Regions from separate parts of the Homo sapiens genome. Here region 2 is linked to region 1. A link is a contact called in ENCODE Hi-C or POLR2A ChIA-PET data. All regions are on one chromosome and are shown on one strand. The core of a region is the stretch at or near the end of the contact, and the rest is flanking DNA. Distances in the headings are between cores, read along the strand shown. Region 1 holds the start of LINC03110 (long intergenic non-protein coding RNA 3110). Region 2 overlaps ZNF532 (zinc finger protein 532).

Region 1 (7,906 bases), core at 2,403-4,902:
GGGAGTTTAAAAATGTACCTAGATCTGTGGCTAAAGTAAAAAAAAATTCATTGTACACTTAAAAATAACTAAAAGCATAATTGGAATGTTTGTAATACAAAGACATGAGAAATGCGTGAGGTGATGGACACCCCATTTCCCCCAATGTGATTATTATATATTGTTTGCCTGTATCCAAATTGCTCACATATCCCATAAATATAGATACCTGCTAGGTCCCCATAAAAATAAACAATTTAAAAAAATATACTCATGTCTGAGTCTTACACCCCAGATTCTTACTTGATTGGCTTGGGGGTGCTGCCTGGTCATTGAGATTTTTTTGTGTTTCCTAAGCTGATTCTAAAATGTGGGTAAGGCTCAGAATCATTGCCCTTGAGAAAGCCTAGGATCATTTCACCTTTGGAGAAAAAGTACTTAACGTATGTCATTGAAGAAATCAGAGTCATGGGGCTGGGGGGGTGCTTCTGGTGAGAGTCAAGGGGCCAAATTCTCTATATATTGCCATGTATGTATATGCAGTCAGAATGTGAAAAATGGGAGAAGCAAAGACCAGTAGAGGGCCCAGGAGAAAGGGAGTAAAGATCCATCTATTAGGCTCACTCCTAAGGGAGAAAGGCTCTTTATTCTTCCAGGCATCCAGCTCCTACCAGCTGCTGCTGCTGCTTTTATTTTATTTTATTTTATTTTATTTTTTTCTGAAACCAGAGTTTTCCTCTGTCACCCAGGCTGGAGTGCAGTGGCACGATCTTGCCCCACGGCAACCTCCACCTCCTGGGTTCAAGCAATTCTCCTGCCCAGCTGCTGGGACTACAGGCACATGCCACCACGCCCAGCTAATTTTTATATTTTTAGTAGAGATGAGGTTTCACCATATTGGTCAGGCTGGTCTCAAACTCCTGACCTCAGTTGATCCACCCACCTCAGCCTCTCAAAGTGGTGGGATTACAGGCGCAAGCCACCGCGCCCGGCCTTCCTACCGGTTTCTAACATAGGCACTGCTCCTCTGCTCCCGTACTCCATCCCCAATCCCTATGTGAACTCCTTTCCCTGCCCAGGAAGAGTTCAGAGCTGACCTTTCCAGCCAGAGTTATAAAAAGCCGGGGATGTTGAGAGTGTCCCAGTGAAGGGACCATAGGCTGGTGCATGAAAAATAAGCCCGTTTACCTTTAAAGGACCACTGAGGTGGTAGACATACACCATCCCCTGATGAATTCTGACCGGCTTCAGCTTTTTCTCTCTCTCTCTCTTTTTTTTTTTTTTTTTTTTGTCTTTTGTCACTCTTATCTGCCTTGGTATTTGTATGTCTGTTCTTCTGTATAGATGCTTTCTTAGTCTGCTCATTAGGTTGCATTACATTCCTGCTGTCTTATTTGTGAAAGCCCTACTCCAGTCCTAGGTCCTTGGAATCAAAGCCAACTAGATGAGGGGTGGGGTGGGGATTTAGACATGCAGCTGAAAGGCAATGAGGGATCAGGGTGGCACCTAGAAGACAGGAAGTGTGGAGACAGTTGATGGCCCAGCTCTGCTCTGGGCCTTGGAGTAATGGTGGTTCCTCGTTAGTCCAACCCATTCCATCAAGGTAGAAGTCTATTATAAAGATTTCAGCAGATGACTCACCTGATCGTAAAGAGACCACACTTGCCAGCAATGTCTTCTGTGTACTATGCCCCTCTTCCATTTACAGGTGTCCTTGGGAACCAAGCAGACATTGACAAGGAGACTTGGGCTTCCAGATCCTGACTCCATTCAGATACAGCTGCCAAGGGGCACAAAATTTAAAACAGAACTCATGTTTTCTAGAAGCCTATGATCTAGTTGTGGAGATAAATTATACAAACAAAAAAGTGACAAGCAAGGTTTTGGACATTAGGACTTCTTTATTGTTGATGTGTGTAGTTCAGTAGTTTTCTGGAGACTTTTGTCAAAGAGCCTATGGATGAGCAAAGAGCAAAGAGAAATAATTTTCCAGGATTAGGAATGGTGGGTGCAGAGAGTTAAAGGAATCTTTGTGAAGACTGATTATGAAGGCATGATTCTTTCTGCATAATAAATTGTGTACTTTATTATTATTAGTTTAAATGTGACAACCATGATCATTCTCGGTTAATATCGACATTACCCTTTGCAGGTAAGCACACTCAGGTAGAAAGGTGGTTAAATACTGTATTACATACCTCCAAGGATGACCTGTTCTCAGTCCTCTGGGATTTCTGATAGAGGGAGTTTAGCAGACTCTTCACAAACTGTTAGGTGCCAAGAATTGATTCAAAGCTCCTGATCACTGGGCTGTTCATTCAGAGTGTGGGAGTTCCTTGGTGTGGTACACTGTAGACACATTTAAACAGAGGGCAGCGTGGACTGGATGTTCTCTGAGGTCCCTTTACTTCCGAGGTTCTAAGTAGTAAGGGACTTTGGATAAGGGAGAAACTTAAAAAAGTTACAGTGGCTGAAGAAAGCCTAAGAGAAAAGTAGGGGCCTAAATTGTACCTGAAGGCTGGGCAGAGTTGGAAGGACATATTAGTTCCTCCAGACAGGAGAACATATGATCAAAGACTACCTGTGGACAATTATCACAGATCAAAGACTAGCTGGGGACAATGATCACAGTGACTGCAGGATGGTGGAATACTTATGAAGCAAATAATATGTAAATAAGATTTATTTGTGTCAGGGAGGGGGCAGCATTTAAATAACCGGCAGTTGAAAATTGTACCATATTAGTTATATGTCTAAAATTAGATGTTCAGAATAAACAGCTATTTCAGAAGAATGGACACAGTATTAAATTAAAATACAAGTAAGATTTATTTGTTGGAGGAAGTGGGAGAGGAAGGTACATGTTCAGTTGACTCAACAGTTTAAATCATACCTAAGACATTTACATATCAGCTATATGCTAATCCTTATATGATAATTAGTAATTAAATTCATTTTGCAAAAACATCAGTGAAAGCTTTGCTGTGAAACAGTTTTGTAGGAGGCTAGTTGAAATTATTGTTAAATGCCTATTTGAAAGGGCAATTAGTTAGACTATTCTGTAGTTCAAGCTTTTCACTAAGTGACTTAGTGAGTTATACTTAATGAAGTTCTGTTATATATAGATCAGAGGTCCGAAGCTCTTGGAAATTCTTATATTTTAATAAAGTAAGCAGTCAAGAACTGTTTAATGATAATAAGAGTAGCTTGACACAGATACATATTTAGTCACCTGTTTAACAATCACAGAATATCAACCCTAAAGAGCACCTTAGCTGACCTAGGCCAAGACCTTCAGCATCAGACAGTCTTGTAGCCTGGAGAGATTTTTCTCTGTCTCTTCCTAAACCTCTACTATAGTGGTTCTTAAAGTGTGGTCCTGCCTCAGCAACATCAGGGACCTTTTGAAAAATGTAAATTCTGGCTGGGTGTGGTGGCTCACACCTGTAATCCCAGCACTTTGGGAGGCTGAGGTGGGCTGATCACTTGAGGTCAGGAGTTTGAGACCAGCCTGGCCAACATGACGAAACCCTGTCTCTACCAAAAATATAAAAAATTAGCCGGGTATGGCAGCACGCACCTGTAATCCCAGCTACTTGGGAGGCTGAGCCAGGAGAATTGCTTGAACCCGGCAGGCAGAGGTTGCAGTGAGTCGAGATCTTGCCACTGTACTCCAGCCTGGGTGACAGAGCGAGACTCCATCTCAAAAAAAAAAAAAAAAAAAAAGAGTTAAAAACATGCAAATTCTTAGGCCCCACCTCTGATCCCCTGATCGACTGAATCGAAACTCTGGGGTGGACCCAACAATATGTAGCTTAGTAAGCCCTCCAGGTGATCCTGATCCACACTGGGGTTTGAGAACTGTTTCCCCACACTACAGCTTCAAAATATCTTGAGGAAATAACTTCTCTTAGATCACTCTTAGCCACACAGAGAAATACTTCCTGTTTTATGTCTAAATTTATCTTCCTAAAGCTTTGAAGGGTGGAGCACACTATCTTCAGAAGTGTAGATACTTTTTTCACATTCCTTTATGGGCAACATGCTAGGGTGCATCTCAGCAGAAGGGTGGCCAAGCCTGGGAGGGGATGAAGACAGAGCTGGCACTAAGCAGGGACATGGGGAAACAAGGGCTGATCTTAGCCATTATTTGATTATTTGATAATCCAAGATTCACTCCAAAGAGGAGCACAGCATAGTCTGGTTCAGCACCTGGGTTTTTAAGACTAATAACACTGAGTCAGAGATTCACAAGGTTGTGGGGGGAATCTTTGGACCTAGGTAGTAGAGATAAAATGACGGGAATCATCTATACTGGCCAACATTGTTCTAGAAATTGTCTGAATAAAGCATAACAGAATAGAGAAGGGTCCAACCCTCTGGGGATATAGCATTGACAAGGAAAAAATGACCTCAGATGACTGGCTGCAATTTAGGGCAGGATTCTACTGCTCCCCTCCCCCTCATTTCTGCCAACCCAGCATTAGCTAAGAAATCCAGGGATCCAGGATGTACAAGTAATGAGGGCGGAAGGAGCACATAGGTGGTCCAACTGTGCTGCTGAGGTCTTCCCAGCACTGTTTGGGATCTGTTCCAGAGAAGGGAAGGACTGTGCAGATAGCTGGTGGCTACTGCTTTGTCTGCCTAGAGTGGAGTAGCACTCTGTTCTCAGGAATACTGCTTTCCACAGTGTGGTTTAATGGGATCCCCCAGTTTCTGACTGATCTGCTTCCCTAACTCAGTGATTGGCTACAGATAGGCATGTTCCCCAAATTCAGTCCTGAGACTTCTGACCTTCAACCAGATGGAAGATCTTGGGTTTGCTCAGGTGGCAAACCTGTGAGGTATGAGTCTGAGCTGTTCGGTGGCCATGTCCCACAGGCTGTGCAGAAGAAGCCAGTCTGTGGTGGGAGAGAGTGGCTGGTGCACTGAGAGAAGCAGAAACAAGAGACAGAGAAAGGGCGGGTGGTGTTCCAGTCCCAGGTGTGGTCAGTCCTGAGGTCCAGCTCATACCCACCTTTCCTGCAGTTCAGTTGGGTGAGCCTACAAATCTCCCTTTTCTGCCTAAGCCAAATTGTTCCTGTGGATACAGTGTCTAACTTCTTGTCATCTTTCTGAAGATGCTTTAACTGGCAAAGCATCCATCAGGGTTTTATTTTGGTTTTAGAGGTAATAATGATTATTTTATTTTATTTTCCCAGTGGATAAACAATCATCCTATGCTATTTTTTTATTGTGATGAAATATACAATACATAAGATTTTCCATTTTAACATTTTTTAGCGTGCAATTTAGTGGCATTAAGTACATTCACATTGTTGTGACATCACCATTCATCTCCAGAACTTTTTCATCTTCCCCAACTGAAACTCTATACCCATTAAACAATACCTCCCCATCTCAGGCAACCACCAGAGGATTTCTAGTCAAAAGTAGAATGGTGGTTTTATTTGCATTCTAATACTTCCCTGAGAACAGTTCTTGAGGCCTTTGAGACATTGGGCAGATTAACTTCAGGAGAGAGATGAGACTCCTAGGTTCCTTCCCATGGCTACACTTTTCCAATTGAAATTCACCAACTACTTTTCTATCTCGCCTCAGTAGTGTGAGCAACCTTAAGTTAAACAGGCAGGACTTGGAGGGTCTAATTATAATGCAATTTTACTTTTAACTCCCACTATTGCTTTAAATGTATTCTGTGGAATTAGTCTTTGTCCCACCCTCGATTAAATTTGGGACAATATGACTATTCCATTTATTCATGTGCAATAAAAAGGTCTTGCAATTAGTAATTAAAATGTCCAATCTTGGGTAATCATCACATAATCAAATCTAGGAGGCTCCTCCTTTCCCGAGCTCAGATGAGAAGCCTGCAGTGAGGAAGGAAGGAGGTAGGCTGTTTCCATGTGATTCCATCTAATGCTTTTACCTTTTTTTTTTCTTTCTGAGACGGAGTTTCACTCTTTTTGCCCAGGCTGGAGTGCAATGGTGCCATCTTGGCTCACTGCAACCTCCACCTCCCAGGTTCAAGTGATTCTCCTGCCTCAGCCTCCCAAGTAGCTGGGATTACAGGTGCCTGCCACCACGCCCGGCTAATTTTTTGTATTTTTAGTAGAGACGGGGTTTCACCATGTTGGCCAGGATGGTCTCGATCTCTTGACCTCGTGATCCGCCCACCTTGGCCTCCCAAAGTGCTGGGATTACAGGCATGAGCCACCACGCCCGGCCTGCTTTTACCTTTTCTTCTGCAGTTTGCCAAGTGTGGTTTCTGACCCTGCAAGCATAAACTGCAGGAAGGGAGAAGAGGTATGGGGTACAAGGAATGCTTACCTGGCTGGTACTGTTATGTTGAGCTAACAGGGGGCTCTAGAAACTTGGCAGATGTTTAGAGCTCTCTGGTGGCCATATTAATAGACACTTCTTCAAAGACCCAACCCTCATCACTGGGTATCTCTCGTTCCTAATTTCCCTAGCTGGGGCAAGTACAGCTCTATTTTGGATGGCCATTTCCTTCTTCTTCAGCTCTTAGGAACTTTAGATTATTTATGGCTTACCCTACTGAGGTTTTGCTGCCCCTCTAGGTAACCCCCAGAACAAGACCTAAATTGATCCTTTGTGCTAGCTCTTGCTTGCATGAGGCCCCCAAAGGGATTAACAGCCCACCAAAGTGGCATTAAAATTACTTCATAATGAAAACATGTGAACAATTAGCAGCCACAGAAAAATATTAAACTTAAGCAGAACCTGTCAGTCAAGAGTTTTGTGTCCTGCCAGAAGCTGACTTCATAAATCAAGGAGAAATAAACTCCTTCCCAGACAAGCAAATGCTGAGGGAATTTGTCACCACTAGATCAGCTGTACAGGAAATGCTCAAAGGGGTCTTAAACATGGAAGTGAAAGGTTAATTTTCACCATTATGAAAACACACAGAAATATAAAAGACACACAGAACTAAATGAAATAGAGATTTAAAAATACGAAGGACTGTTGAAATGAAAAGCGGTTCTTTGAAAAGGTAAACAAAAATGATAAACCACTAGCTAGACTAACAAAGAAGAGAGAAGATCCAAATAAACACAATCAGAAATGAAAAAGGAAACATTACGACTGAAACCACAGAAATACAAAAGATCATTAGAGACTATTACGAGTAGCTGCACACTCACCAACTAGAAAATCTAGAAAGTTCACAGTTCGTATAAAACAGCAACACAAAGGAGGAAAAGAAAGGAATCAAATGGCAACACAACAGAATTTCATCAAACCACAAAGACAAGGAAAGAAAAGAAACAAAGAATTTATAAAAACGACTTGAAAACAATCAGCAATTTGACAGGAACAAAGCCTCCTGTGTCAATATTAACCTTGAATATAAATGGATTAAACGTGCCACTTTAAAGGTAGAGTTTGGTAGAATGGATTTAAAAAACATGATCCAACTATATGCTGCCTACAATAAGTTCACCTTACCCATAAAAACACATAGACTAAAAGTAAAGAGGTGGAAAATGAGATTCCAAGTAAATGGAAATCAAAAGTGAGCAGGAATAGCTATGCTTATATCAGATAAAACAGACTTTAAACCAAAAACATAATATAATTTAAAAAAATGAAGGCCATTATATAATAATCAAGGGATCAATTCAGCAAGAGGATATAACAATTCTAAATATATATGCACCCAACATCAGAGCACCCAAATTCACAAAACAAATATTACTAGACCTAAAGAAAGATAGACAGCAATACAATAATAGCAGGGGATTTTAATACCCCACTCACAGCACTAGAGAAATCACAGAGACAGAACATTAACAAAGAAACATCGGACTTAAATTGGACTTTAGACCAAATAGACTTAACAGACATTTACAGAACATTCTGCCCCCAAACCACATACAACTACAAGGTGCATTCTTTTCATCAG
Region 2 (7,906 bases), core at 2,346-4,845, 230 kb before region 1:
GCCTCCAGGTTCCTTTTAAGAGGAAAGAGAGAGGCCGGGCGCAGTGGCTCATGCCTGTGATCCCAGCACTTTGGGAGGCCGAGGCAGGCAGATCACAAGATCAAGGGATCGAGACCATCCTGGCTAACATGGTGAAATCCCGTCTCTACTAAAAATTACAAAAAATTAGCCAGGCATGGTGGCGCACGTGTGTAGTCCTAGCTACTCGGGAGGCTGAGGCAGGAGAATCGCTTGAACCCAGTTAGCCCGATACGGTGGCATGCGTGTAGTTCCTGCTACTCAGGAGGCTGAGGTGGGAGGATCACTTGAACCCGGGAGGTCAAGGCTGCAGTGAGCTATGATAGCATCACTGCACCCCAGCCTGGATGACAGAGGCCCCATATCTAAAAAAATAGTTTAAGAAGGAAAAAAAAAAAGGAAGGAGAGGAACCATTTACCTACCGGGAAGAAGAGGTAAAGAGGTCTGAGGAAGAGGAAGAGGTGGAGTGGGGGAGGAGGAAGAAGAAGCTAGAGGGCAGGATGGAGAAAAAGAAGGGGAGAGGGAACAGACTGGGCATACAGTCATATTACAGTGACTGGTGAGAATACAGGTAGTACTTAATAAGTAATTCACATATCCTTCCTTACTTTTTAAATTTCTCAAAAAAAAAAAAAAATGGGCGGCAGTTAGTGCAAGGACAGAGGGAAAAGAATTCCTGTAACAGAGCAATGCGGGGTCATTGGGATTTTGGCAAGGAGATACCAGGTACAGTTTAAGGTTTAAAAAAAAGAAACCCAGAAGTCATTAAGGAGATAATGATGGAACCACCTTTATATCAAAAAAAGAATAAGGATCAAACTGGAGTCAAAGACACAATAATGGCCCTCTGGGTAGAAGAAGAGCAAATATTTAGATAAACCCAGTTGTAACAGTTAAGTACTAACCAGGGTACTTAATTTTACTTAAGAGTTATATATATACGTGTATATATATATATGTATGTGTGTGTATATATATATAACTCATATATATATATATTTTTCCTCCCCAGGCTGGAGTGCAGTGTCAAAATCTCGGCTCACTGCAACCCCCACCTCCTGAGTTCAAGTGATTCTCCTGCCTCAGCCTCCCAAGTAGCTGGGATTACAAGTGTGTGCCACCATGCCCAGCTAATTTTTTTTTTTCTTTTTTAAACACAGTCTCACCATCTCCTAGGCTGGAGTGCAGTGGCGCGATCTTGGCTTACCACAACCTCCACCTCCCGGGTTCAAACGATTCTCCTGCCTCAGCCTCCTGAGTAGCTGGGACTATACAGGTGCATGCCACCACACCTGGCTAATTTTTTATTTTTAGTAGAGGCAGGGTTTCACCATGTTGGCCAGGTTGGTCTCAAACTCCTGACCTCAGGTGATCCTGCCTTGGCCTCCCAAAGTGCTGGGATTACAGGCGTGAGCCACCGCGCCTAGCCAAATTTTGGGGTTTTTTTGTTTTTTGTTTTGAGATGGAATCACAGTCTGTCACCCAGGCTGGAGTGCAGTGGCGTGACCTCGGCTCACCGCAACCTCCACCCCCTGGGTTCAAGAGAGTCTTCTGCCTCAGCCTCCCGAGTAGCTGGGATAATTTTTGTATTTTTAGTAGAGAGGGGGTTTCACCATATTGGCCAGGCTGGTCTCAAACTCCTGACATCAAGTGATCCGCCTGTCTCAGCCTCCCAAAGTGCTGGGATTACAGGCATGAGCCACCACACCCGGCCAAGAGTTTGTATTTCTTAAACACCCACTCCACTTCTGGAAAAATATCCTTTTAAGTAGAAAGTACAAGTTAATATAAGTGCTGTTTTCTTACTAACTGTATTTTACAGAAAAAGTACAAGTACATGGATATGTGTTATATGGCTCAAGAAAGACAACCTGATAAATTTCAGGTACACCTGGAACAAGCATCCCTCTTTATTTGTGGCAGTTACCTGGAAACAGGAAGTGCCCAGGGAGGGTTTATTCACCTCTATCTAGCTAACTTCAGAGCTTTTTAACTCTATGTGTTAACTACTTAGGCATATATATCTAAAATGCTTGGAAAAGAGAGAGAAAGAAAATCACGGAAAGAGAAAACATGATTTGTAAGAGGTCTGGGGGAGAAGTACACTGAATATTCTAAATCTGAAATGCTCCAAAATCCTAAACTTTTTGAGTGCCAAATTAACACTCAAATGCTCATTTGGAACTTTCAAATTTTGGATTTTTAGATTTGAGATGTTCAACTGGTGAGTATAATGTAAATATTCCAAAATCTGGAACAAAAAAACCTAAATGCTGGTCCCAAGCATTACGGATAAGGGATACTCAGCCTGTATGAATTATATATATATATATATATATAAAATATATATATATAATATATATTATATATATATAAATTATATATATATAAATTATATATATAATTTATATATATAATTTTTTATATATATAAATTATATATATTTTATATATATATAAATTATATATATTAATTTTATATATATATAAAATATATATATATAATTTATATATATATATATATATATATATATAATTTTTTTTTTGCCTTCCTTGGAGACAGAGTTTCGCTCTTGTCGCTCAGGCTGGAGTGCAATGGTGTGATCTTGGCTCACTGCAACCTCCGCCTCCCAGGTTGAAGCGATTCTCCTGCCTCAGCCTCCCAAGTAGCTGGGGTTACAGGCGTGCGTCACCACACCCAGCTAATTTTTTGTATTTTTGTAGAGACAGGGTTTCACCATGTTGGCCAGGCTGCTCTTGACCTCCTGACCTCAGGTGATCCACCCACCTTGGCCTCCCAAAATGTTGGGATTACAGGCGTGAGCCACTGCACCCGGCCATATTTTCATTTCTGAAAAGAAAACTTACAAGAAAAATATCTGATTTTATATTTATAAAATTAGAAAACGTGACATTGTACATTCTAAGTGATTCTTTACTTTCACATGGAGTTAACGGATTTAATATTTGACTGATTTGCAGTTTGCTAAAATCACATGAAAGTTCCAAAATGTTCAATTTTCCTTTATTAATGAACTATCTAAAAGTTTTATACTGTCTGCCTATATAAAATAAAATACTCATGATGATTGTGGTTTATTATTCAACTGAGTAAATTCCTTTAAAATATATCAAGTTTTCATAATTTAGATTAGAGCATAATCCCAGAAAATCCTTAAAGATATGAAGTTCTGCTCCTTCCATTTTCTGAGAACTAGAATAGGAGAGTAGTTAGAAATAATTTATGAACGCAAAGCTCTAATCTAATAAAAAGATGTTTGGGGAGGGCTCCTTTAATTCCGCAGGAAAAGCCATTGGCATATTATTTCTGCTCCCCTCTGCCCCGGGGGACGCAGGGATAAAGCAGCTTTCACAAAGCCCGGCTGCCTCAGTCACTTCCTCAGGAAGTGGCACTGACCGCAGCTCGCCCCGACTCGGTGTGGTCTCCAGCCTTCAGATAGGCCCTAGGATTGGGAAGAGGACACTAACCACAACCAGCAATACTGCCTAGTCCTGCATGACGGTCCCTCCTGTGAGCGTGGGGGTTCTGTTTTGGTTTGTGGTTTTGTGTTAAGCCCAGGTGGAAGATGACAGGTCACACAATGATGCAGCAGACTACCCATTTTCTTTCTTCCCCTCTTCTCCCACCAGACCACCCAACTGACCCCAAACACATGAGAGGCAGAGGGCTGCATCACCCCGGAAATAAATATGCATCGAACAATAACCAAATTAAGCAACTCCAGCCAATTCACATGACCAGTGTTTTCCTTTTCTTGCTCAAAAGTCAAAAACAGAATTGTGCTGACTTGCTGTGAGCGTGAAGGTTCTTGAACAGTGGAATATCTACTTACTGAATATATAAAGCCTCCAAAAATACCTGCCCCATGTTTCTCTTCAGAAAACAAAATGTACATTTAAAGGGCAAGACTGCCCTCAGGTTAGCATTTCAAAACCGTGGTTCTGCACAGAAAAATTCAAACACAGAAGAGTTTACTAAATACCAAACCACTGCAGGAGACCAGAAGGCCTGGGTTCTGCCCAGGGCCCCTCGGGCCCCTACGCAACTGTGTTGCGGAATAAGCCACCTAACAAAGCTATCAGAACTCCATCATCTGCCTGTGTTCCCTCAGGGTGTTCTTCATTTCACCGCCAGAAAAGCCTTAGGAACCAGGTAATTTACCAGAGCTGACCATCCCTGCAGGTATCTGGTAAAGGACAAGTGAAAATGAGCTCTGGGCAGGGCTTGCCCAGGAACCTACTGAGATTACAAGCTAATGAAAGAACATCTCCAACTAAGGAGATTACTACAGGATAGTCTCTCTCTAATAGCATACCCACAACCAATAAATTCTAAAAATCCATATAGAAAAAAACCTACTCTTCCCCTAGTTATTCCTGAAGAAAAATGGGCAAGGCCTCTATGTGCTATATCTGGATGACATGTCATTGATCTCAGGGCATAGAGGCAATGTTTTAAACCACAGAAATAAAATCTCCCAAATTGAGGATCACATGTACAAAAACGTTTGGTGCACAGTTATTTGTAACATAGCAAAGCACTAGAAATCATGTACATATCCATGACAATGGTACATAAACGATTATGTAACAATCATGGTACATCCTTTATTTTTCAGATTGTGGTAAAAATACACATAGCATAAAATTTACCATGGTAACCATATCTAAATGCACAGTTCAACAGTGTTAAGTGCATTCACATCGTTTTTGGCACATTCCTTTTTTATGGAGTACCATGCCCTGATTAAAAGTGAGGTTAGAGTCACTGTAAGTACTGAAGTGGAACAATCAAGATTGAACATTAAGTTAAAAAAAAAAATCAGGTCACAAAACAATACATACACTACCTTAAAATAAAATAAGCATACGTTTTTATATTTAAGCATATAGACACGTAAAATTCCTAGATACATAAAATTGAATGAAAGGACCAGGTGCAGTGGCTCACGCCTGTAATCTCAGCACTTTGGGAGGCCAAGGCAGGAGGATCACTTGAGGCCAGGAGTTCGAGACCAGCCTGGCCAATGTGGTGAAACCCTGTCTCTACTAAAAAAAAATACAAAAATTAGCTGGGCATGGTGGCACACACCTGTAGTCCCAGCTACTCAGGAGGCTGAGGCAGGAGAATTGCTTGAACCTGGGAGGCGGAGGCTGCAGAGAGCTGAGATGGCGCCACTACACACCAGCTGCGATGACAGAACGAGACTCCGTCTCAAAAAAAAATAAAGAAATAAAGTAAAATTCATAGAAAGGCTCAGAAGGATGCCACCACAGATCCTGACCCCCAGCTTTAAAAGGCTATGAAACGGGGTGAGGGAAATTTTGAGCTTTTACTCTCTACTTCCAACTTTTTTTTTTTTTTGAGACATTGTCTCGACCCAGGCTGGAGTACGATGATGCGATTTCGGCTCACTGCAACCTCCGCCTCCCGGGTTCCAGTGATTCTCCTGCCTCAGCCTCCTGAGTAGCTGGGATTACAGGTGCCTGCCACCACACCCAGCTAATTTTTGTGTTTTTGTAGAAACGGAGTTTCACCATGTTGGCCAGGCTGCTCTCAATCTACTGACCTCAAGTAATTCACCCTCCTCGGCCTCCCAAAATGCTGGGATTACAGGCATGAGCCACCATGCCCAGTCCAACTGTATTCTTCTAACACTAAAAAGAATTTTTTCAAAATTCATCCACATAAGTGTAGGTTTGCATTTTCAAAATCTCATTATGTGCACAAAAGGCAGGAGGTGGAAATTTAAATTTCCTACAAACTTTGAAGGTCATAATGTATATCTGTAAATGAAGATAATAATAAATTTCCTACAATCATCAATCCTGGCAATTCTGTCAAAGGTACTTTTGTACAAGCTCTGTTTTCCACTGGCTATACGTTCTTTTAACTAAAAAAAACAAAAACAAAAAAACACCCAGCTGAGCGCTGTGGCTCATGCCTGTAATTCCAGCACTTTGGGAGGCTGAAGCGGGCAGATCACCTGAGGTCGGGAGTTCGAGACCAGCCTGACCAACATGCAGAAACTCCGTCTCTACTAAAAATATAAAAATTAGCCAGGCGTGGTGGCACATGCCTGCAATCCCAGCTACTCGGAAGGCTGAGGCAAGAGAATCGCTTGAACCCAGGAGGCGGAGGCTGCGGTGAGCCGTGATCATGCCACTGAACTCTAACCTAGGTAACAAGAGTGAAACTCCATCTCAAAAAAAAAAGAAAAAAAAAAAAAAACCCTTGTACTGGTAGCTTACTGATTCATCAGTGAGTTTATAGAAATACTGAAACGGTCTAGGCTAAACCTGTCACTTTTAATAAACCTCAGGAAAATCCATGATAACTTTTGCTTGAAACGGGTTATTCAAATAGCTTCACAATGAGAAAACAAGAAAAAATTTATAAATTTCTTTACTGTTTAGATACAAACTGCCTTTTTTTCCCTTAATGAAGCATGTTTGATGAATTTTAATATTTCAAAACTAAGAAGTTACTTATCTGTGTGAATACTAGTAACAAGGGATTCCTGGTTTGGGAGGAAAACTCATACCAACTTTAGAAGCATTCCTTTGGCATTTTGTAAGTACCATGCTTTTTAGTAGCATCTCTAAAAACTGTAGCTTCAAAATATTGATTTCCTACATTAGAAGTGATGTTTTGAGTATAGAAAAAGAATAACTTCAAAGCAATTTTCCTTTGTCACCTGAATAAGCCTTCCACATTTTTGTGCGTTAGGTCCTAAATCCTGCACAGAAGCTTTTGTCCCTGAAATGCTCCGAACTATCAGCAATAGTCGCTGCTTCTTCTCATTTACTTTGTCAATTAAAAAAAATTTTGAGACGGAGTCTCACTTTGTCACCCAGGCTAGAGTACAGTGGTACAATCTTGGCTCACTGCAACCTCCACCTTCCAGGTTCAAGCGCTTCTCCTGCCTCAGCCCTCCAAGTAGCTGGGATTACAGGAGCGCGCCCAGCGCACCCAGCTAATTTTTGTATTTTTTAGTAGAGACAGGGTTTCACCATATTGGCCAGGCTGGTCTTGAACTCCTGACCTCAGGTGATCTGCCTGCCTTGGCCTCCCAAAGTGCTGGGATTACAGGCGTAAGCCACTGTGCCCGGCCAAGTTTTTAAATTTTAAGCACTAAATTTAAAATATTAATATTTGCAAACACTTTTTGAGACTTCCAGCATTAGAAAACATGGAAGAGAAAACTAGTAGCTGAAGGTAACCTACTTCTCTGGGGATTTCACAGGTCCACGAGGCTGACTGGCTTGCTTCCCTCAACAGAGGTCTTTCTTTTGCAATTTTCATCCCCTGAAGTTTTGAAGTATTGTTCTTACTACAAGGCTTCAAGTCAGTGGCTCTCCACTGGGATGACCTATCACCAATTATATTTAGCAATGTCCAGAGACATTTTGGTTGTTCTAACTTGGGGGAGGAGGCATGCTATTGGCATATAGTGGGTAGAGGTCAAGGATGCTGCTAAACATCCTAAGACGCACAGGACAGCCCTCCCCACAACCAAGAATTATCCAGCCCCAAATGCTAACGGTGCTGAGGTTAAAAAACTCTGCTTTATGTGAGCAGGGATGCCTTCCCTATATCACCCTATCCTCCTCCCACCAATACTTAATCCTACTGGAATCATAATAAACCTGCTTGCTTAGGTCATCCATGCCAGAGCCATGTCCTAGTATACAGACAGTAGCAATTCTCTGTTCCAGCCGACCCTGACCCTGGCCCTCTCCCATTAATTGAGGGAGTGGACAAATAGGCTCCCTGCACAGGTATCACAGCTGTTCTCATCCTCCAAAATGATGCCACTGGCTAATCATGAAACAATTCTCACTAGATACCAAATTCACTTAAAAC

Evidence for each region. Hi-C counts contacts between places; a loop is a spot of excess contacts on that map. ChIA-PET counts read pairs that join two places held with the same protein, here RNA polymerase II (POLR2A). Pooled maps may share reads with other maps.
Region 2: a loop to region 1 is called in a pooled map, with 2.8 times the contacts of the local background. The contact joins the enhancer-like site here to the promoter of LINC03110 in region 1. A Hi-C loop is called at or near these places in 1 of 50 pooled maps. POLR2A ChIA-PET finds 5 or more read pairs at or near these places in 2 of 52 experiments (OCI-LY7 and activated B cell).

What each region holds. Positions count from the first base shown.
Region 1 is chr18:58,654,285-58,662,190 of GRCh38, reverse strand. LINC03110 (long intergenic non-protein coding RNA 3110) reads right to left here and starts at 3,652. Exons shown (of 4, transcript NR_187442.1): 1 at 3,560-3,652; 2 at 2,178-2,328; 3 at 1,621-1,759.
Region 2 is chr18:58,883,345-58,891,250 of GRCh38, reverse strand. The region is part of intron 2 of ZNF532 (zinc finger protein 532); the gene reads right to left. Among named protein-coding and RNA genes, the nearest start is that of ZNF532, 22 kb to the right of the region's middle. RefSeq lists enhancers at 934-1,434, 1,435-1,935. Within about 2 kb of position 3,595, at least 27 of the 41 ENCODE cell types and tissues checked have a DNase peak (open chromatin) inside an H3K27ac peak, as active enhancers do; they include OCI-LY7, where a contact is called at or near this core.